Regions from separate parts of the Homo sapiens genome. Here region 2 is linked to region 1. A link is an interaction called in ENCODE POLR2A ChIA-PET data of the cell type or tissue named here. Cell type or tissue: PC-9. All regions are shown on one strand. Links, peaks and the distances in the headings refer to the core of each region. The heading gives the core; the rest is flanking DNA. Region 1 overlaps ATP10D (ATPase phospholipid transporting 10D (putative)). Region 2 overlaps COMMD8 (COMM domain containing 8).

Region 1 (6,752 bases), core at 1,753-6,752:
GGAGTTCGAGACTAGCCTGGGCAACACGGTAAAACCCCGTCTCTACTAAAAATACAAAAATTAGCTGGGTGTAGTGGCCTACGCTTGTGGTCCCAGCTACTCAGGAGGCTGAGGCACGAGAATCACTTGAACCCAGAAGTCGGAGGCTGCAGTGAGCCGGGATCACACTACTGCACTCCAGCCTGGGTAGAGTAATCAATCAATAAATAAATAATGTGAGATATTATTTATTAAATATAAAATAGTAAATATTTGAGTGGGACGGTCTTGAGCACAATAAAAAAATAGAAAAAAGCACAAGAGAAAATACTATTTTCTTTTTAAAAGTTCATAAAAATTTAGAAGAAATTCAGAGTTCATGTGGTATAAAAATTAATTAACAAAATAAAGATCAACCCTCTAGCCTTTTGTACATCCAAACATTAGATTTAAACAAGCCTCAAAATTGAGTAGAAAAGCCTATTTCTTTTCTCTTGTGACTAACTCTTCTATTTCTTCTTTTATGCTATTCAGAACCACCTTCTTCAGGAACTTCTTCCATTCTTCTACTTTATATATTCAAATACTTCTCCATGGGTCCCTAATTTTGGGCCATATGGTAAGTTCAAGACACCCTTTTCCTTAAAGGAGAAACAAAATCTTAATCCTGCCATTACATTTTGATAACATATTTTTCCATTGACCATGAAACTTCTCAAAAGAATAATCTATATATACTTCTTTTTTGTCACCTCCAAATCTTTTTACTCTGAAAATTTCTTTCTTAACCCTTTCTGCTACTCTGTGGCTTCAATTCTTTCCAGGTGGACCACATCTAAACCTATAGCTCTAACCTTGAACTCTGTTTCAGGTTTTTATTCCATTGGGTACACTAGATTCCAAACTCCATAAAAGAATGAAACACACATAGGGCTACATAGCCATTAATTCAACAAATTCAAATCTGTCCTTTAAACATAGCCACTATTTAATAAATGCATATGGAACATATATAGAATGAATGATGAGAATGAATGTATGTGGAATGACTAAAGAATATGGAGAATCTCTTTACTTGCATTGGCGTCTTGAATACATTTACAAAAACAAAATACTCTTCCAGCCAAGGTTCTTTTTACTCTTGTTTTTCATTTTTCTGTTAGTACTTCTGGTCATCACAGCTCAACATGTTCACATCATCTTTTTTACTCCTTTCACTGAATGTCTTACACTAAATCCACAGTATCTGTAAGAGATCACCCTTCTTTTCATTCCCACATTGTTCCAAGGTCAGGTCTCCATTACAATTCACTGGGATATATACAATGTCTTCCTAAATGTTTTCTCTGCCATCATCTCTAAGTCTTTTCATCTACCCACCACACTGCTTCCATAGTGAAATACTGACGTAAGCATGGTAATTGTGCCTGCAGACTTGGCCCTCAACTCTTTATCCTGATAGCAAGACCTCTTTCCTGGGTCACATCTATCTTTCTGACTTTACTTCCTGTTGCTCCTCAGCACAGATGTTACATGTAAGTCAGAGAACACTATTTCCCAGGCTTCAAGCAAGCCTTTTATGCTACTGCCTTTATGCCATTATTCATACTCCTTCCTCCATCTGAAATATGCTTTGCTCACACCTCTGCTTTGAATATCTCACCCACCCTCTGTTATTAAGTCAAATGTCACTTCCCCTTCTATTGCTCCAGTTACCATTATTATTTCTCTTTTTGAGGCTTTCATTCTATTTGACAGCCCTTTATAACACTCATTGCATTCCCTATGTCTTTTTGTTTTATATATGTATATATTGTGTTTCCCTAGCACAACTGCAAACTCCACAAGGAGAGGAGTGGCACTCACACTTCCATTTCCTTCAGTGCCTAAACTCACAGGAGATTGTCCATGAATGAGATATTAAGTTGAATTAGGTCACTGTTTCACCTAAACATCTGACATCTGCACTGGCTTCAGAGCTCTATTTCCTCCTATTATCAGTAAGAAAAATTTGAAATTAAAATGCGCGTGGTTTCATGGAAAGAACACTAAAGCAAGAGTAAGAAGACCCCCAGAGGCAGCCCCTGGTCTGCTACTTGACATTGGCATGACATTGGCTAAACCACAGTCAAGTCATTTCCTAACCTATAATATGTGAATTACAATATCTTTTCTGGTAAAGAGAAAACACCTTTCCAATTGGAAAGTGCTACGTGAATGGGAGGAGTCATCATTCCACAACAGATTTGTATCAAAATTGTCAAGGATGATGTCACATGTCTTAGGTTTAAGTAATATACAGGGTTATGAAAATGAAAAATATGTTATATATCAACTAGAATGATATTCTAAGGTTTTCTTCAAAAATAAAACAGTACCTGTGAAATTGTTCAAATAAATTTCTTGGCACAAAATTCAGAAGTGTGTACTTTGTTGTTCGTATTCGATTGTTCACATAGGCTCCGGAGAACTTCTCATACTCATCCTTGAAGGGCTGGATGTGGGGAACAACAATCCGGTGCCTTCCTGACAGTTTAGGGGTCTGAGAGGACTTGCGCCCACAGGCGAGCAACGAGGAATAGTTGTATGGCCCTGAATCATCATCCCTGGTTGCACCTCTGATCAGCCGTCGCCAGTGATATCTGGCCCATTGGAGAGCCTCAGTCATATCCAAACTGTGGTAAGATCCAGGTTGTGTAGCTGACCTGGCAAACAAACAAAAACCACACTTCCATGAGCTTCTGAAACGTCTCAAAGATAGTGAAATTTTAATATTTTTTCTATACCAAATAAATATATGACCCAATGGTTCAACATGTAAGGGAGAAAGTAAAAGTAGTCTTTAGAACTCCATTTTAACCAAATAAAGCATACATCTTCTGCCTCATGGGCTAAGCATCTGATCATGTTGCTTAACAAGAGACAGCACCTAAAAGGCCATTCCATAACTTGAAGCAAACAATTTGGGCTTAATTTGTGCAAGTCTCTTAACTTCTCTGATCATCAGTTTTATCATCTTTGCAATGGGCATAATGCCAGGCATGTCAGGAAATTGTTTTGAGGACTAAATGAATAACAGGTAAGTCACATAGCATAAAGTCTGATAAATCATAGGACATCAAAAAAACCCATTCTATGTGGATTACAAAAATGCCCACAAATTCTTCCTATCTCTGCAAGCATAACTCTCTGCCAATCAAGAGGTAGAGTCTTTCTCTACCTGTGGTGTCTGGGCTTGGCCATGTGCCTTGCTTCAGCTAATGTAACACTAGTAAACAAGACAGCAAATAGAGGCTTGAAAAGTGCTTGTTCACTGGAGCTTATTCTCTCTCACTGTTCTAGGAACCACTGTAGCCCACACCACATGCCTCAGTTGCCCCATTTACCACCATAGCCTCTATAAATACATAAATAACACCACTGACTGCCAACTGACCACTAACAAGCGAGTGTGCCCAGAAGGCACAAATTAGAATAAAGATGTCTCAGCTGAGCTCAGCCCGACTTGCCCACCCATCAAATTATGAATCAATAAATGTTATGTCATTAAGTTTTGGGGTGCTTTGCTACAAAACAAAATCAAACTGATAACATATTCCCTTATTTTCCTTATTTCTAAGGTTTCCTTATTTTCCAAGAAATGCAGCCCTACCTGGAGTTTGTTAATCAAAACAAAATGTGAGTTTGTTAATCAAAACAAAAATAGGAAAGAAAGGGGTTCAAGCAATTCTCATGCCTCAGCCTCCTGAATAGCTGGGATTACAGGCAGACAATCACTTTTGATGGGAAGAACAACAGCCTCTGAGTATATGTAGTTGTGCCTGGATATTGGACCCACAATAGATAGCCCGTCTTATCATGAGAGAAAATATTCATGTCAGCCTCATCGGTTTTATACTAATAATAGGAACAAGAAAAAAAAACAGTTCTTTTGGATTTTGGCCTCTAAAATATTTATTTATAGATAACTAAATCAATGAAGATTGACTGGCCAAAATAACATTTACTATCTCTTCAATATAATTTTTTAAAAGTCTGCCTCCGAAGTATATTTGAAAAGCTGGTTTTTACTTCACCAAGCATACAAAAGTGGCTTGGTTCTTTTAACTGGCTGCTCACAATGGCAGCTTGAGTTATTAATGTAGTTCATAACATATCTAGAACTCTCCCCCAGAATAAGAACATAAGATAGTGCTTTATAAGTGAATCAATAGATAACAGAAAATACTGAACATAAATACTAAGTGCTTTTCATTAGTTTCACATAATGCACATTAGGTTACCATTATGACAAATGTGACTTTTTTTAAAAGGTTGAAATCAGCACAATTTGATTTATTTCTGGAAACTTTAAAAGGAAGCATTCACTTGCCATTAAATTCTTACTAAGACATAAGAATGTTTATCCCTCTAGTGTCCACAATCTCATACAACAATCTAAATCTCACTTCCCTTTTTAAATTCTGAAATACAATTTCTTGAGAGTCCAAACAGGACTAACTAAACAAACATGAAACAAATACAGGAGGTGTTAACTTCTGCTAATTTGTGGTGTGTCTGACTAATAACCTCACGCTAGCAAACATACTTACTGGTTCACAGAAACAATCAGCTTTTTATTCCACAACCCAGACAAGAACTACATCTTTCCCCAAGTCACTCAGTTCCTAAGAAACAAGCCCATAACGACTGCAAAACATTTCATTGCAAAAGTATTTCTAGGTCTCCTTCTCTTTAGGACTTTTCAATATCTTTAAATGTACATGAGATTCTCTATTTACTCCCACATTGCCTTTCTCCTTTATTCCTTCTTTTCATTTTCAAGGAATTTTGGTGAAGATAGAATTAGGGCTGGCTCACTGCCCTCCATGGCCCCCTTCTAGAGCCTACAAGAGTCTCTCTCCTACTCTCCAAGGCTGGGCAGCTCATCATTTTGTAAGAACTCTCTCTTCAGCACTGTCATTCTCCTGAAAAGTGACCCTTGGATCAGAGGACAGATTTAAGCTAGACAGAGAAGTGCTTTGAAATGACTGAGGAGAAAAGCCTAGGCTTGGAGGTAATTAACATATGATGAAAATCCTTTCAAATTGCTAGTTTAAAATTTAAACTCTTATACTAGGCAGGAATGACCAAGGATCTATTTAGTCATCCTAGATCAGAGGCTTTTGAAATGCGTTAACTGCTCTCCCAGTAAGAAATACATTCTATGATGCAAAGTAGAATTTACACACACACACACACACACACACACACACACACACACACCCCTGAAACAAAAGTTCTATGAAATATTTCTTACCCTTACCACCTGCAATGCATACAGGGATCTTCTTTCTTCTCTCTCTCATATTAGTACTAGTTAGGATGCATTGAATTAGTTTCAAGATCCACTAATGTTAGTGTACATGTTGGTAAAAAGATACTGATAGTGTGTGGCTTCACACAAAGCTGAAATTATACATGGAAATGGATAGATCCATGTTCCTAAATAGATCCACAACCCCAAATGCAGAAAACAGACTATTACAGAATACAAAATTTCAGCTACAAAGGAGTAATAAGTTGAAGAGATCTATTGTATATTACGATGACTATGGTTAATACAGTAACAATATGTTGTACACTTGAAAATTGTTAAGAGAGTAGACCTAAAGTGTTCTCACCACAATAAAAAGTATGTGAGGTAATACATATGTTAATTACCTTGAGCTAGCCATTCCACAATACATCCACATATCAAAACATCACATTCTTCACCATAAATACATACAATTTGTATTTGTCAATTCAAAAGTTTTTAAAACAAAATTTTCCCCTTACAACCCTTTCTCCCTCAGTCAATAATGTTATACACAGAAAGCTTTTCCTATAGAAATAGGTATTTGTTCTACAGAGAGCTAAAGATAAAATATTTATAAAGATCTTTTAAATTATTTTATTTCAGTGGATGTTTTTGTAAACGAATAAAAAGAAATAATATTTTCAATGTTTGAAAATATCAGATTTAAAAAAGAAGAAGAAAACAGAATCTTATGGTAGAAAATTACTGAAAGACAGCAGTTGGACAAGAAGGCTCAGGGGAGGGCAGCACTGTGCCCACAGTAGTCAGGAAAGAGCCTTTCACTCTTTCTCTGTCACTTCCAACAAAGTTAAAAGTATGTTAGTACTTGGAGAAGCCTCTGTTATTAATAAAGCTCCACATAAATATTGAGGAAAATTTCTTTAAGATATGATAGGAAAGCAAATCAGTAAGTCATACCTCATCAAGCGTTATCACAAATCATAATATCTTAAGGCTTAGACTTCAGAGATGATTTAACACAGTGGTCACAAACCATTAGTCCTACAGCAAAATTCTACCCAATGACTTATTTTGTATCAGAGTGTCGGCAAGCACATGGTTTTGTTTTATAAACATAAATACATGTATACACACACACATATAAAAGCAAGATTTTAAAATAGAGATAAATTCACATAAAATATTGATAATTGGTTTTTCTTAAAAGAATCAAGGGAATGGTGGGCACACATCTTCATATGGTAACAGAGGTTACTATGGACCTTGACTCCAACCCTGCATTTTGCAGTTCACCCGTTTTAAATGAAGGAATGAGCACTTTGCTCACCACTTTTTGACAAATCACATTTCTTCTACTCTGTAAGTCCAGGCTCAAATATTAGCTGTACTACTTAGTAGCTACTCAGTCTTCTAACAAATAAAATGAAACACGATTAATAGTCAAGGGACATGCTATAAATAAACAATGCTC
Region 2 (5,000 bases), core at 1-5,000, 52 kb after region 1:
TCTCAGTTAATAGATGCTGAAGGCATGAATTGGAGGAGGAGGACTAGTGATAATAATTAGAATGGTAACGAGGGCTAGCAATGTCTACATGTCTTTGTACATGCCAGGAAGATGCCAAGTGATTTGCACGTATTCTTATTCCATCCTTACAGCAAGATTAAGAGAATAGATGATATCCTCATTTAACACTTGAGGAAGCAGACTCAGAACATTTAAATAAAACTTGAAAATACTGAAACTGGGATTGGAACTGGATAGTTTTATTCCAAAATCCGTAGTCTTAATCACTATGCTCAGTTATACATGTGTTAGGCTTTCTGTTGCTGATATTAAGATACTAATAGGATAGAAAGGAAAGTAAAAAAAGGAAAAAAGTACTGGAGACTTTCTGGGAATACAGCAAAAGTAACTGCTGAGCTGGGTGCGGTGGTGCTCGTCTGCAGTCCTAACTACTTGGGAGGCTGAGATGGGAAAATTGCTTGAGTTCAGGAGTTCAAGGCCAGCCTGGGCAACATAGTGAGACCCTCAAAAGAAAAAAAAGTATGTTGTGAAAATGGAGGCAAAGCAAAATGAAGCTTATAGGCCTACAGTAAGAGACTTTGATATAAGTCCTATCCTTTTGTTTGGTCGTTGCTATAAATATGGAATCTTTTATATGTATCTTCCTTTTAGTTTTTTCATTATGTAATTTTTATAACAAAATTATTTTAGCTTCTGAAGGTCAACATAATAATAGAAAGTCTAGGATTTTTATGAGTTCTAATTTTTAATTAGAATAATCTTAAAAGTGGTTTATACATTTTAACTTAAGCTGGTCTTGCAGATAACATGAACATCTCCCAACATTTGTTTGTTAAGAGGAAGATAAATTTGTTTCATCATTTTACTTATAAGTACATTTATTTCCTTTTTTCTTGCTAGCTTCTTCACAAAATAATTGATGGCATTTGTGGTCGAGCTTATCCTGTGTACCAAGATTATCACACTGTTTGGGAATCAGAAGAATGGATGCACGTTTTAGAAGATATTGCCAAATTTTTCAAAGCCATAGTTGGTAAAAACTTACCTGATGAAGAGGTAACTTCTCTGCACATTTCTATAACTTACAATAAATAATGCTCAGGTTTCTCTCTGAGTTTTTTAGAGCAATGTATAATACAAGGGCTATCATCAGTAACAACAAATACCTTATAATTGTGAATGGAAAAATCTGTGGAAGTCCTAGGTTTTTGCAGTTTTGTTTTTGGTTGTTTTTACTCTTTTGTGAAACATTTAAAACATACAGAAGAAAACAAGAAATTATATAACTGACACCTACATTCACATTACCAGTTAAACAGGTGTTAACATTTTGCAATGTGTGTGTTTGTTTCAGAAATAAAGCATTACAAAGATAACCTAAATTCCCTTATCCCCCTCCTGGATATCCCACTCTTACCTAGAGATCACCACTCTTGAAGGTGGTGTTCATGTTTTGTATTATATATTGTGTGTATGTTTGAATCTTTTAGTGTATTGAAATTATTTGGGGTGTGTCAGTGTATAACTTGTAATAAAATGTAACATTTGTCTGCACTTGTAAATTGTTTTAAATGCAGCATTGTGTTTTACATTGATAAACATGGATCTAGTTAGTGTATTTTAACTCCTTGTAGTATTTGATGATAGGAATTAAATAGGATTTATTTATCTCCCTACTGACTAATGAATAGTCATTGCTTCTTTCATTATTACAAGTAGTGCTGCTATAAATGTTCTTTACATGTCTCCTTGTTCACACTCACACCAGCTTTTCTGGGGTAGATATCTTGAAGTGAAATTGCATGGTCATAGGATATCCTTCTTCCACTGAATTGCTTTTGCATCTTTGTCAAAAATCATTTGAGCTTGTGTAGGTTGCTCACTTTTCTAAAAATCAAGTTATGTATGTTTGTCATTGATTTGGTTGATATTCTGGATATAAGCTCATTGTTAGAAATATGTATTTTAAATATCTTCTATTATGTGCTTGCCTTTTTACTCTCTTAATGGTATCTTTTGGTGAAACAAGTTATGAAATTTAACAGATCTACTTTGTCAATATTTCTTTTGCTGGCTAATACTATTAATGTTTTGTTTCAGAAATATTTGTGCTGAAGACATGAAGATTCTTGGATGTATTCTTGTAGAAGCTTGATTGTTTTAGCTTTCACATTATGTTACTGATGCATTTTGAATTAATATTTGTGTATGGAGTGGAGGTCAAGTTCACAATTTTCTACATTAATATCTAGTTGACCATTTATTGAAATGACCATCCTTGCCCCACAATATTGCTGTGCTGCCTTTATTGTAAATCAAGTGGCCCTATATTTGTGCCTCTGTATCTCAACTCTTCAATGTATTCCATTAGTCTACTTTTGTATATTTGCCAATGCTATACTGCTTTAATTACTGTAGAATTAAAGCTAAATTAAATTATGTCTTCATATCTGGTAATAGAAGACCTTCATTCTCATGCTTCTTCAGGAGTGCCTTGGCTATTATATTTTCGGATAACCCTCTAGAATCAACTTTTCAGTTTTAACCTACAAACCTGCTGGAATTTTGATAGAGATCATTTATGGGGAGAATTGACATCTTAACAACATTTAGCTTTCCAAAGTTAAGAACATGGGATAGCCCTCTATTTATTTAGATTAGCTTTAGTTTGTCTCTCTCGTATTTTGTAGTTTTCAGTGTTGAGCTCTTGCAAATATTTTTATTTCTGAGTAAATGATGTTTTTGATCTTTAATTTTTCAGTAGTTTTTTGCTAGTATGTACAGTTGATTTTTATATACCTTGTGTCCCACAGCCTTTCTAAATTTGTTTACTGTGTCTAATTGTATACAGATTTTTTGGGGGGAGATTGTATATAATAATTTTCTTTTTCAACTTTAACATCTTTCATTTATTTTTCTTACCTTAGCGCATTGGCTAACACCAGTAGTCAGTGTTTCTTTTAAAAAAGCAGTCATAGTAGATATATATCTATTCCTAACCTTAGGGAGAAAGTGTTTACTATTTCACCATTTAGTATGTTAGCTCTGTAATTTTATAGATATCCATTATCAGACTAAAGAAGCATCCTACAATTCTAACTTTGCTGAGAATTTTTACCATGAATGGATATTGAATTTTATGAAATGCTTTTCCCTGAATTTATTATTGTTTCTTCTCTATTTTGTTCATGTGATTTTTGAATGTTAAACTAAGGCTGCACTGCCAAAATAAACCCCACTTGATCGTGATGTATTATCTTTTTTTTTATATATCTCTTGATTTGGATTGCCAATATTTTGTTTAGGATTTTTACATCTATATTTGAGTGATCTTGGCCTAGGTGTTTTTTTTTTTTCTTTTCCTCCCTATAATACTATTGTCAAGGTGTTAAGTTTTATTCTGGCCTCATGGAATGAATTGGGAAGGATTTTTTTCCTGTTCTCAGGAAGAATAAGTGAGATTGACTTTATTTATTTAGTGTTGTGCTACTTAATTTTCACACATTCAGAAATTTTTTGGTTACCTTTTCTCATTAGTCATAACTTCATTACCCAGTAATAAAAATATAAACAGTATTATTTAGTTCTTTGAGATCTGTCGTGGTTTGCCAAATGGCTCAGAATATGGTACGTTATGGTGAATGTTCCATATACATTTGAAAATAATGTGTACAGTTGTCAGGTGTAGTATTCTATATATTGCTAAGGTTAGGTAGAATGCATTTTTTCAATTCTTCTATATCCTCATTGATTTTTTTTCGTTTCTTTGTGTCAGCTATTGAGAGTTGTATTAATACCTCTAACTGTGAATGTGGATTTATTCATTTCTTTTAGTATTGCCAAATTTTGCTGCTTTATATATTTTGAAGCTATGGTGTTAGGTGCAGAGGGATTTATGATTGTTGTGTCTTTCTGTTGAATTGCCCTTTTACTGTCGTTCTCTATTTCTTGTAATGCTTCTTGCCTAAGGGCTACATTGTCTGATATATTAATACAAGTTGAGTATCCCTTATTTGAAATGCATGGAACCAGAAGTGTTTTGGATTTCGGATTTTTTTGACTTTGCAATGTTTGCATTATACTCACCAGTGCAGCATCCCTACTCAAAAAATCTGAAATCTCAACTATTCAAATGAGCACTTCCTTTGAGCATCCTATCAGTGAGCAGAACTTTTCCTGTTTTGGGATTTGAGATACTCACCCTGCGTGGTGGTATCAGCTTTGGTGTTTTCCAGGTGTATTCATTTCCATGCTGCTGCTTCCATCAGTCCTTTTTCTTTACTGTATATTTTGCAGAAATTTGTTAAAACCTATTTTCTGGTTATTCATTCTCATCTTACTCTTTTTTATAGTTACAGAAGTATTTCTCTTTTTCTTTTACTGTTGCTTTAAAAGTGTGCAAAAGGAGAGTGGAATTGTGTTTTTACATTTTAAACAGAAAGCCCCTTTTGCCTGTTTTTATTTTTATAGATATTTCAGCAGTTGAATCAGTTGAATTCACTTCATCAAGAAACTATCATGAAATGCGTGAAAAGTAGGAAAGATGAAATCAAACAGGCTCTGTCAAGAGAAATAGTTGCTATTTCCTCTGCACAGCTACAGGATTTTGATTGGCAGGTAAAGGTAAGAGTCTATGAGTATGTGTATTTTTTATTTCATTTTTTGGATATAGAGAAATATCTTTATAATATCATATATATAAAATTTGTTATTTTGGGAATGTATTATCCCAAAGAAATATCAAAGATAGTTTAAATTACATCTTGAATTAACTTGGGCATAAGTACACTACAAACATCTAAGCCATGTATAATAACATTACATTGATAATAAATATAATTAGATCTGTAAATTATTAAATGACATAAGTGATGGGGCAGCATATAGTCAACATATACATATATATATATATATATATATATATATATATATGTATAATTTATTTATTTTTTGAGACAAGAGTCGTGCTCTGTCATCTA

The links. ChIA-PET counts read pairs that join two places held together with the same protein. Peaks named below come from ENCODE experiments on the same cell type or tissue, not always from the same donor. Only the 100,000 strongest peaks of a DNase experiment are listed, where the experiment ranks them.
Region 2: POLR2A ChIA-PET joins it to region 1 with 7 read pairs; 4 of 35 experiments call an interaction of 5 or more read pairs at or near these places.

Annotation. Positions count from the first base shown.
Region 1 is chr4:47,508,436-47,515,187 of GRCh38, reverse strand. It overlaps ATP10D (ATPase phospholipid transporting 10D (putative)), which reads right to left. Exons shown (of 23, transcript NM_020453.4): 2 at 2,358-2,684. The coding sequence starts at 2,647. Among named protein-coding and RNA genes, the nearest start is that of ATP10D, 27 kb to the right of the region's middle. In PC-9, for the core only: a CTCF peak has its summit at 4,370; a DNase peak (open chromatin) is centred at 4,567; H3K27ac peaks cover 660 bases.
Region 2 is chr4:47,456,221-47,461,220 of GRCh38, reverse strand. It overlaps COMMD8 (COMM domain containing 8), which reads left to right. Exons shown (of 5, transcript NM_017845.5): 2 at 922-1,077; 3 at 4,492-4,644. Among named protein-coding and RNA genes, the nearest start is that of COMMD8, 5.0 kb to the left of the region's middle. In PC-9, for the core only: no CTCF peak of the experiment used is centred there; no DNase peak of the experiment used is centred there.